3 separate regions of the Homo sapiens genome follow, and regions 2 and 3 are each linked to region 1. A link is a contact called in ENCODE Hi-C or POLR2A ChIA-PET data. All regions are on one chromosome and are shown on one strand. The core of a region is the stretch at or near the end of the contact, and the rest is flanking DNA. Distances in the headings are between cores, read along the strand shown.

Evidence for each region. A loop is a pair of places that touch in the nucleus more often than their neighbours do. ChIA-PET counts read pairs that join two places held with the same protein, here RNA polymerase II (POLR2A). Pooled maps may share reads with other maps.
Region 2: a map of heart left ventricle shows a loop between it and region 1 (11-fold over the local background). The contact joins the promoter of H2BC11 here to the promoter of C6orf62 in region 1. A Hi-C loop is called at or near these places in 1 of 168 maps with a recorded cell type or tissue (heart left ventricle), 1 of 37 single-sample maps with no recorded cell type and 12 of 50 pooled maps. POLR2A ChIA-PET finds 5 or more read pairs at or near these places in 2 of 52 experiments (OCI-LY7 and T-cell).
Region 3: a pooled map shows a loop between it and region 1 (11-fold over the local background). The contact joins the promoter of ZNF184 here to the promoter of C6orf62 in region 1. A Hi-C loop is called at or near these places in 1 of 37 single-sample maps with no recorded cell type and 10 of 50 pooled maps. POLR2A ChIA-PET finds 5 or more read pairs at or near these places in 1 of 52 experiments (Panc1).

The regions. Positions count from the first base shown.
Region 1 is chr6:24,717,399-24,720,512 of GRCh38, forward strand. C6orf62 (chromosome 6 open reading frame 62) reads right to left here and starts at 1,756. Exons shown (of 5, transcript NM_030939.5): 1 at 1,142-1,756. The coding sequence starts at 1,270. RefSeq lists an enhancer at 2,437-3,114 and a silencer at 2,800-2,969.
Region 2 is chr6:27,131,491-27,134,875 of GRCh38, forward strand. H2BC11 (H2B clustered histone 11) reads right to left here and starts at 1,305. Exons shown (of 1, transcript NM_021058.4): 1 at 826-1,305. The coding sequence starts at 1,260. The coding sequence ends at 880. H2AC11 (H2A clustered histone 11) reads left to right here and starts at 1,553. Exons shown (of 1, transcript NM_021064.5): 1 at 1,553-2,045. The coding sequence starts at 1,582. The coding sequence ends at 1,974. RefSeq lists enhancers at 525-584, 925-994, 1,005-1,074, 1,206-1,719, 1,685-2,024 and 1 more.
Region 3 is chr6:27,471,411-27,474,496 of GRCh38, forward strand. It overlaps ZNF184 (zinc finger protein 184), which reads right to left and starts at 1,695. Exons shown (of 6, transcript NM_001318891.2): 1 at 1,319-1,695; 2 at 878-1,023. The coding sequence starts at 884. It overlaps LOC105375001 (a long non-coding RNA gene), which reads left to right and starts at 1,714. Exons shown (of 2, transcript XR_926664.4): 1 at 1,714-1,899. RefSeq lists enhancers at 817-946, 1,277-1,366, 1,387-1,486, 1,547-1,706.

The DNA of each region.
Region 1 (3,114 bases), core at 506-3,005:
CCAATCTTGGGACAGTCACTTCAAAAATTACTTAAAAATCACTTCACAATGCTATACTTCAGCAGCTAAGAATGTTCTTAAATACAAATAACCTTTTAGGAGTTAAGAGTTGGGGCTGTGCGTGGCAGCTCCTGCCTGTAATCCCAGCACTTTAAAATGCCATGACAGGAGGATCACTTTAGCCCAGGAGTTCAAGACTAGCCTGGGCAATACAGTGAGGCCTGTCTCAGCAACAAAAATAATAAGAGTTAAACAGTAGGGGGAAACCTGGAAAACTTCCAGATACTTAATAGATACCACACTAAGATTGTATTTCTGATCTGAAATTAGCTAACAATTTAAGCACCAAAATCCAAGTAGCACTTCCTTACATTCATAACCTCATCTTTGGTCAAATAAGCCTTGCTGATAATTTAAGAAAATGTTCATTTTAAGTTGCAAAAAATACTGCTCTTATCATCCCATCCTTGACTACTCACAACTTACTGTTTGCTATTTAACTGCGGAACTAATTCTGATTAAGACCTCCACCGCCCCTAAAAATGAAACTTCCTCTAGGTCATTTTGAGTTTTTAAAAACTGTACTTCTATACAAGGCAAAATGAACTCTAAGTAAAAAAGAAAATCACACTTCTAAACACAAATTAACCATTTCAGTATTTAATTGCTCCTAAAAGGTGTATTCTACTTCATTAAATGTAAGAGAAAAGGTTACCTACATTACGCAGTTTAAGAAACAGGATAAACTTTAGCATATAAACAGTCTGATTACAATTTCACACTTTCAACCATCTTATTTATACTCTACATTAGATAATCTTTAAATTCCATCATAAGGTTTCCCATGTTAACTCCATATAAAATTTTGTAATCTTGCCCACCCCATGTCAACTCAGTGTATACTACTACTAAGCTTCAGACTCAAATTTATTTCCAAACCAAAGAACGCTCAAGGGTCTTTTCGCATGCTGCAACTGCTCAATTCACAGAATCACCCCTAAGGGTGAAAAAACAGAGCATACAAAGCAGACTTTTTTTCAACCACTCTTTAACCTAATATTCATAATAATTTAAGAGTAACAAATAATATACACTTACAAAAATTACTTGTGCTAATTCACCATTAAGAACTTTAAATTACCTTCTCCTTGAATACAAAGGCAATATACATCTTGAAGTCAAACTGGTCAGCTAGAGATTCTTTTTTCTTTCTAAGCTGAGCACGTAGTCTGTTCAGAGCTTGTTTCTTCCGGGAGTTTGGGTCCCCCATTTTGAAATACAGGTGGTACTAAAGCCTTTGGAAATTGTCACTAAACTATGGGCACTTTTTCTTAAGACTCAAGTACAACAGAAACAAGTCATTTTTTTTCCTGCTAATATGATTGATTAGCGAAAATCACGACTATAACCCAAAAACTGCACCTTCTGTCAATATTAGCAGACTGTCATATTACAGGGTCAAGAAACAAAAGCTGCTGTCCAGTCATGTTTGGACAATAACGTTTGGGGTCAGACGGGAAAAAGGGAGGAAAGAAAGGAAAGAAAGAGGAGAAAATAACTAACTTTCTGGAAAACACATTTGGCTTAACTGCCAAAATAAAGGCTTTGCGGAGAAATGAAAAGCCTATAATCAGGATTTAGGTGTGCAATAAAACACAGCTGACACCAGACCAATCCCTAAAATCCATCCGGATTTTCCCCCCTTTTTAGAAAAGGGATTAAGGAACAGGGAGGGGGAAGTGTGATCCTTGCTTTCCAAAAAAAAAAAAAAAAAAAACTCACCAAAACCAAAACCAAAACCAAACACCAAAACAGGGTAGGTGAATGAAACTGAAATATCCAATTAGATTTTACCCAGCCAGCTCCATGGCTGTAGTACCTAATTCTTAGTTATTTCAGATTTCACTATTGCTATGTATTGTCAGTGCTTGTTATTGATTACACTTGGTGGTGAGCATAGAGAAAAGTGCAAAATCGGTAGAGAAGGAAAGGGAGAGGTACAGGGTTTCCCTGCAATCAACTACAGTGTATACCGGGGGCGGGCAGCTGTGGCCCAAAGGAGCCATGAGAAAAAACAGCGGAGTCATTACCAACTTCCCCATCACCCACATTTTCACCCTCAGGCGGCTGCTAACGCTGCTGCCAAGGAGAATCATGACGGCAGAAGGAAAAGGGGTATATAATACGGTATTAATTATTCCGGCTCTGTGGTTAGACCTGATTAATGCCCGGGTTCCCAACACCCCCAGCCTGCAACTAGTCCTACATTCCCCAAGGGAGACTTCCCTGTGGATCTGCCCCCGTTCAAAATGGTGGGGAGTGCGATTTATCTTCTTGTGAGCATTGCCGAGGCAAAGGTGGCGGGTTCTTCTCCCAAATCCCAGGCGGTGCCCGGAGACCACCTGCCTTCCACCCCCGCAGGTCCCACCCCCACCCCTTGCCTTCAGCGGCAGCGACTCACTCGCACCACGGGAGACACAGGATCACTCAGGTTTTCACTCATTTCATCGTGGAAACAATTCCCGCCCGGGTGGAGTGGGCGGGAGAGGGTAAATGGGAAGGTTCAGTGGGGGAAAAAAAGAAAATAATTGTGTTAATATTACTTCTAAAGTAAGCCCACCCACCCTCCCCCCAAAAAATTAAGTTCCCGGATTAGCTCTCTCTCACGTTGAACAGACCATGTTTCCAGAGTTTGGATTGTTTAGGGTGGGGTCGTTAGTTGTTTCCCGAGGGGCAGGGGGTGGAATTGAGGCAGCTAGGGCGGGGTGGGTGACGGGGAAATCCCCTCCCTGTCCCCGCGGAGCCCGGGACTCACGGACCGACTCTAGGGCGGGGTTTGGGCCCTCTAGCCGCAGCCTGCGGGCGGAGCGGTGGCGGCGGCGGAAGAGGCGGCGGCGGCGGGGGCGCTGCTGGTAGCACGGGCAGGAGCCATGTCAAGAGAAAACCACCAGCCAACTGAGCCCCTCCATCCCCGCTGCAGTGCGCACCGTGACTGGACCGCCCGCGCTGCTGCCGCCGCTCAGCCCCCACCTGGGACCCATAGTCTGGCTCGGCGCCCTGGGCGGCAACGGAGGGGAAGGACGCGGAGACAGCGGCAACAGGGAGAGAAAAAGA
Region 2 (3,385 bases), core at 55-2,554, 2.4 Mb after region 1:
GCTCATGCCTGTAATCCTAGCACTTTAAGGCTGAGGCTAGTGGATCACCTGAAGTCAGTTCGAGACCAGCCTAGCCAACATGGTGAAACCCCATCTCTACTAAAAATACAAAAATTATCCGGGCATGGTGGCGCATGCCTGTAATCCCAGCTACACGGAAGGGTGAAGCAGGAGAATCGCTGGAACCCGGGAGGCGGAGGCTGCAGTGAGCTGAGATCGCGCCACCGCACTCCAGTCTGGGCGACAGAGGAAGTCTCCTTCTCAAAAAAAAAAAAACTGATTATGTTGCCATAAAGGGTCCCTTTAAAAAAAAAAACGCTCTATCCAACGAAAACTAATTAGAAATAAATCTCCTTCCCGAAAGCGATAAAATACTAAAGAATGAGAAACTGACAGTTTACTGAGTTTGTAAGGAAGGCCAAATAAAGGCGGGGTTTGGATTCCTTTGGCGCACCCAAGCCGACCGTGGACTTCCTGGATACAACAACCAATCAGGATGCAGAGGAAGGGCGGGCGTTGCCCGGGCAAATTCAAACTGACAACCGCTGCAACTTGGCACTGTTCCAAATCACTAACCGACGGGGGACCGACGAGTATTTTAATTGGTTTCTAACGTATTTTAATTGGTTTCGAACTTATAATAGAAAATTTCCCATCTCCTTACTTAACTCTAAGATTAGAATGGCAGATCTAAAAAAAAAAAGTCACTAAGGATTAGTTAAATAACTGCTCTACTTCAGACCAAAAAACACAGTAGCAAGTTACAAGGGTTTGTCAGTGGCCAGCAGAGGAGGAATACAAGCACCAGCTCTTTCTTTGAGAACATGGGTGGCTCTTAAAAGAGCCGTTAGGGTTGAGAGTTTGCAACCAACTCACTGTTTACTTAGCGCTGGTGTACTTGGTGACGGCCTTAGTACCCTCGGACACGGCGTGCTTGGCCAACTCCCCAGGCAGCAGCAGGCGCACGGCCGTCTGGATCTCCCTGGAGGTGATGGTCGAGCGCTTGTTGTAATGCGCCAGGCGGGAAGCCTCACCTGCGATGCGCTCGAAAATGTCGTTCACAAACGAATTCATGATGCCCATGGCCTTGGACGAAATGCCGGTGTCAGGGTGGACCTGCTTCAGAACCTTGTACACATAGATGGAATAGCTCTCCTTGCGGCTGCGCTTGCGCTTCTTGCCGTCTTTCTTCTGCGCCTTAGTCACCGCCTTCTTGGAGCCCTTTTTCGGGGCGGGAGCAGACTTCGCTGGCTCTGGCATAGCACTGTGTAGCTATAAAGCGCCAACGAAAAGGAAAAACAGCGTGAGCAGGGTATGACAAGGCGCTTTTATATAGAATCGCTTATGCAAATAAGGTGAAGAGTTGAAGTCTTGTGTCTGATTGGTAGTTATTCAGGGTAACGTCAGAGGTCAGGTCTGCCCAATCAGGATTCGCAAATCCAGAAGACGCACTACTATTGGTTGAAATTAAACTGCAGCCCTAACCAACAACACGTCTTCTTTTTCGCGCCCAATAGTGTTTATAAAAAGCGCCGCCTTTCCCGTTCACTTTGTGGTTGCTCGTAGTGAGTTGCGCTCGCTATGTCTGGACGTGGCAAGCAGGGAGGCAAAGCCCGCGCTAAGGCCAAGACTCGCTCTTCTAGGGCCGGTCTCCAGTTCCCCGTGGGCCGAGTGCACCGCCTGCTCCGCAAAGGCAACTATGCCGAGCGGGTCGGGGCCGGCGCGCCGGTGTATCTGGCAGCGGTGCTGGAGTACCTGACCGCCGAGATCCTGGAACTGGCGGGCAACGCGGCCCGCGACAACAAGAAGACCCGCATCATCCCGCGTCATCTCCAACTGGCCATCCGCAACGACGAGGAGCTCAACAAGCTGCTGGGCAAAGTCACCATCGCACAGGGCGGTGTCCTGCCCAACATTCAGGCCGTGCTACTGCCCAAAAAGACTGAGAGCCACCACAAGGCGAAGGGCAAGTAACTATCTGTACTAGTTTGTGGCAGCTCAAGTAAAATCGAGTCCAAACCAACGGCTCTTTTCAGGGCCACCCACGTCTTCTCTAAAAGAACTTAACATTTATTCCATGTGAAAGAAAGTGAGACATGGACAAGACTCTAGTCATAAATTACCCATCTTTTTGAAAACAGTGTAGCGAACACCGCAGATTTAAAAGAAAAACTAGAGGGAAGGTGGTCCAGATTTTACCACGCTTAAAAGTTAAGATGTGAACAAATCTCTTAGGCCATTACTTAATTTTAAACTTAATCAGTGTGTGTCCACAGAGCACCAGTGGCTTCGTGAGTTCTTGAAGCACTTTGGCCCAAAAGAGTTATCGCCCGGGCTAGAATTTAGCAGACAGCTGTTCCACGCGGGCCAGGGCGGCATGAAGAAGTCCCGCCGCTACGTGCCCGGCACAGTGGCCCTGCGCGACGTTCGGCGCTACCAGAACTCCGAGCTGCTGATCAGCAAGCTGCCGCTCCTGCGAGAGCTCGGCGGTGACGCCGCTGCACGAGAGCGAGGCTGAAGAACTTTGTGACACAATAGTCCACCTCCCTGCAAAGGCTCTGTCAGAGACTCACATCTTTCCTGATGGATAGCTGTGAAGCATTCTCTTACCCACCCTACTGCATGTTGCAAAGTATTCCTTTAAAATGAAGTGAGTAAAATACTGGGATGACGTTATCTGGAGCCCAAGAAAGATGGCTCATTTGGAAAGGCCTAATATCCCAAGTTGCTTACCTAGAAGAACTTGACAGGATAGTTAATAATAAACCTTAAAACCCATGAAGAAATCTGAGGTAAAGTGTTAGCACACAGACTGTTAAAATGTCTGCCTCACAGATAGGAGGGAAAATATATAGAGGATTATAATATGGTTCAACAAATGTTGATGAGTATTAGAAATGTACATTAGAAATATTAGAAATGTTTATGACTATTAGAAAAGTACAGGGTATTGGGCGTTCCTGACACAAACTGAGGCCTCCTAGCAAGACTGGCAGTTTTCTGTAAAGGAGGGTTATTTACTACGGTAGTGCAAATAACTTTTGGTGTTGTAGCTAAATAAGGAATACTCATGCCAAGATTGCACAATTGTGCCTCCTCCCTCTGTTCACTGAACTCTGATGTAATTTTTTTTTTTTTTTTGAGACGGAGTCTCGCTCTGTCGCCCAGGCTGGAGTGCAGTGGCGCTATCTCGGCTCACTGCAAGCTCCGCCTCCCGGGTTCACGCCATTCTCCTGCCTCAGCCTCCTGAGTAGCTGGGGCTACAGGCGTCTGCCACCATGCCCAGCTACTTTTTTGTATTTTTAGTAGATACGGGGTTTCACCGTGTTAGCCAGGATGGTCTTGATGTCCTGACCTCGTGATCCACCGGCCTCGGCCTCCCAAA
Region 3 (3,086 bases), core at 445-2,944, 2.8 Mb after region 1:
TATGTAAAAAAGATCTAAAGTTTACAGTACATCACTGATAGTTTTTAAAGCAAATGTGATCTAATGCCAAACAGCGGAAGTATAATCCGAGTCAAAGGAAGTAGTACATTATCCTCTCAGGTACTTTTCAAAGCACATCCAAAGAGCTATGTTTACCATTAGGCACTGCATTTTAAGAAAAATGCTGACAAGCAGGAGAGTTTTCAGAGAAAGGTCTAGATACATCACATAGACCAATCAAAAGAAGTGAGGCTATATTGCTTAGAAAAGAATTTATGAGGAGGAGTTGTAACAGCTGAATTCACATATCTTAAGGGCAGCAGTGTGAAAGAAAGAACAGACAGTTTCCTTTTCTTTGGAGGACTAAGAACTAAGATCAACACAAAAGTTACAGGGACAAGTACATCTGTTTAATATAAGAAACTAAAAAAGAAAGCCAACAAGGGAATAGTCTGCACCCAAAATGGCGAGTTTAATGCCACACTAGTTCGGGCATAGGGTTGACAGACAGCCGTCTGCCAAGGAGATTTCAAAACTGACTCTTTCATTGAAGGGATAATTGCCAAGATGTCTTCTGACTTCAAGATTATAATTTTAATATTTAATATTCAGAAGTCATGTGGGGATCACAGATATTCTGAATGATTATGTCTTTTCATTCCCCAATGGAACGAAAGAAAAAAATAAACTCCTCTCCCAAGTATCTCTCTATAAAACAGAATCTCTCCCTACAATGTAATTCGGTTTCTTTGCTAATCCCTAAGCATACCGTTCCTTCCTTCCAAATCTCCTGCTCTGATCTCAAGTATTTGATACTCCAGTCATGACTGTTCTCAAGCCTCCATCACCCCGCTCTCCCCCAAGTCGACCCCACTACCTTCCATCTCAGGAGCTCATCCCGTTCCTCTGGAACTTGAACACCAGGGTTCGCCAGGCAGCGTTCCTTCAGCTGGTATCTCGGTCTAGGACTCAGATGTCTAACTCCCCTTGCAGGGAATCTGCAACACGCTGAGGTTGTCTACCCTAAAAGACACAGGATGGCGTCAGCAGCATACGTCACACAATCACACATCAGAGTCTTGCAAAGTGACCAAGAGGTGCTACACAAGAGAAGTGCCCCAAGAGAGCACTAGAGAGGTGTGTGGCACTCCGATGAACAAAACAGAGTGGAGATCGGGTACGCGGGTTCTGCTTCAGATCCAAAAAACCCTTGGTGCCCACCCTAGAATCTGGCCGGGGCATCCACAGACCTGGTGTGTTCCCTCTGTGCACACTTGTGACTCACACCCCTGCGAGCTCGGATAACACGAAGACACACCTGTTGCAGAGCGTTAAAGCTGGAAGGTGGACAAACAGGGCGGGGCCCGGCACCCGACTTCCCCTTAGGCCAGAACAAAAGAACAAAGCCCTCCAAGGGATCAGGGCGGGACCGCCCCGCACAGAAGGAGGCGAGGTGCGCCCCCTTCGAGGACTCCCCAGCTTTCTCCTGCAGAGGCCTCTAAGCGCGAAATCAGAAGGGTGACGTCACGAGTCCGGAGGGCTGGCTGTTGCCATGGTGATACCTGAGCTCCCCTCCCCCTATAGCGATCCACACACTCTGATCCCGGGTCCGGAAGCGCATTGACCGCCACCAGACCTAACGCAGGGAGCCGAAGCAACTGGACTTCCAGCGCGCCAACCTCTTTCCACGCCTACAACCGGCTTCAACGGTCACTTCCGGTCGTTACGAGCGAGCCCCGCCCCGCACGCCGGCGCCGGGCGGGCACACTGGACCAGCGTTCCCAGAACACTCCGCGAAGGTGTTCCTGAACTTCATTTCCCAGAGGCTTTAGCTAACGTGTACTTTCGCCCTGCGATGGGCCGCACATTTTCGCCGCCAGTCTTTTGCTCCTGTTTCAGGTATGCGTGTGCATTGTAAACTTGTCTGACTGAACTGATTATAAGAAATGCACGTCTACTGACCGAGCGCAGTGGCTCACGTCTGTAATCTGAGCACTTTGGGAGGCCGAGGTGGGTGGATCACTAGGTCAGGAGTTCGAGACTCAGCCTGGCCAATATGGTGACACCCCGTCTCTACTAAAAATACAAAAATTAGCCGGGCGTGGTGGCGCGCGCCTGTAGCTACTCAGGAGGCAGAGGCAGAAGAATCGCTTGAACCCGGGAGGAAGAGGTTGCAGTCAGCCGAGATCGCGCCACTGCACTCCAGCCTGGGCGGCAGAGCGAGACTCCGTCTCAAAAAAACAAAACAACAAAAAAAAAAAAAAGAAAGAAAGAAAAGAAAAAAAAGAAATACACGTCTACACACAGTTTTAAAACGCAAACAATCGTTACCTTTATTACATGTTCTACCTTCTATTTTCTGTTCTACTCTTTTGTCGTTTTGAAAATACTGGTAGTTACCCATTAAAATTGTTTTCACGACTCTCAAATGAGTGGCGACCAACTTTTTTTTTTTTTTTTTTTTTTTTGAGACGGAATCTAGCTCTGTTGCTCAGGCTGGAGTGCAATGGCGCGATCTCGGCTCGCTGCAACCTCCACCTCCCGGGTTCAAGCGATTCTCCTGCCTCAGCCTCCCGAGTAGCTGGGATTACAGGCATGCACCACCATCCCCGGCTAATTTTTGTATTTTTAGTAGAGACGAGGGGGTCACCATGTTGGCCAGGCTGGTCTCGAACTCCTGACCTCAAGTGATCCGCCCGCCTCGGCCTCCCAAAGTGCTGGGATTGCAGGCGTGAGCCACTGCGCCCGGCCCCAACATGTTTTTCTAATGCTTAAGGAAACCCGGAGATAATATTCCCATGTTTTGCCACTTAGTAAAGCATTTTATATGCCTGTGTCAGCGAGCACATAGCTGCAAGTGTAGCCCATGGCCAGTCTGTCACTGTGTCCTTGGCAGAAAAAAAGAATCCAACAAATCGGTAGGTTTTTATATTTAAGACATGGCACTTGCATTTTATTATGCTGGCGTGCATCCCCAGCATTTGGATAAGGGGCCAAGGTCAAGTCTCTCAGACTGTTGGCTGACAAACATTAAACCTGGAAATCCTAACAGAGTGTATGAAAAACAATTACAGTCAAGGGAACAT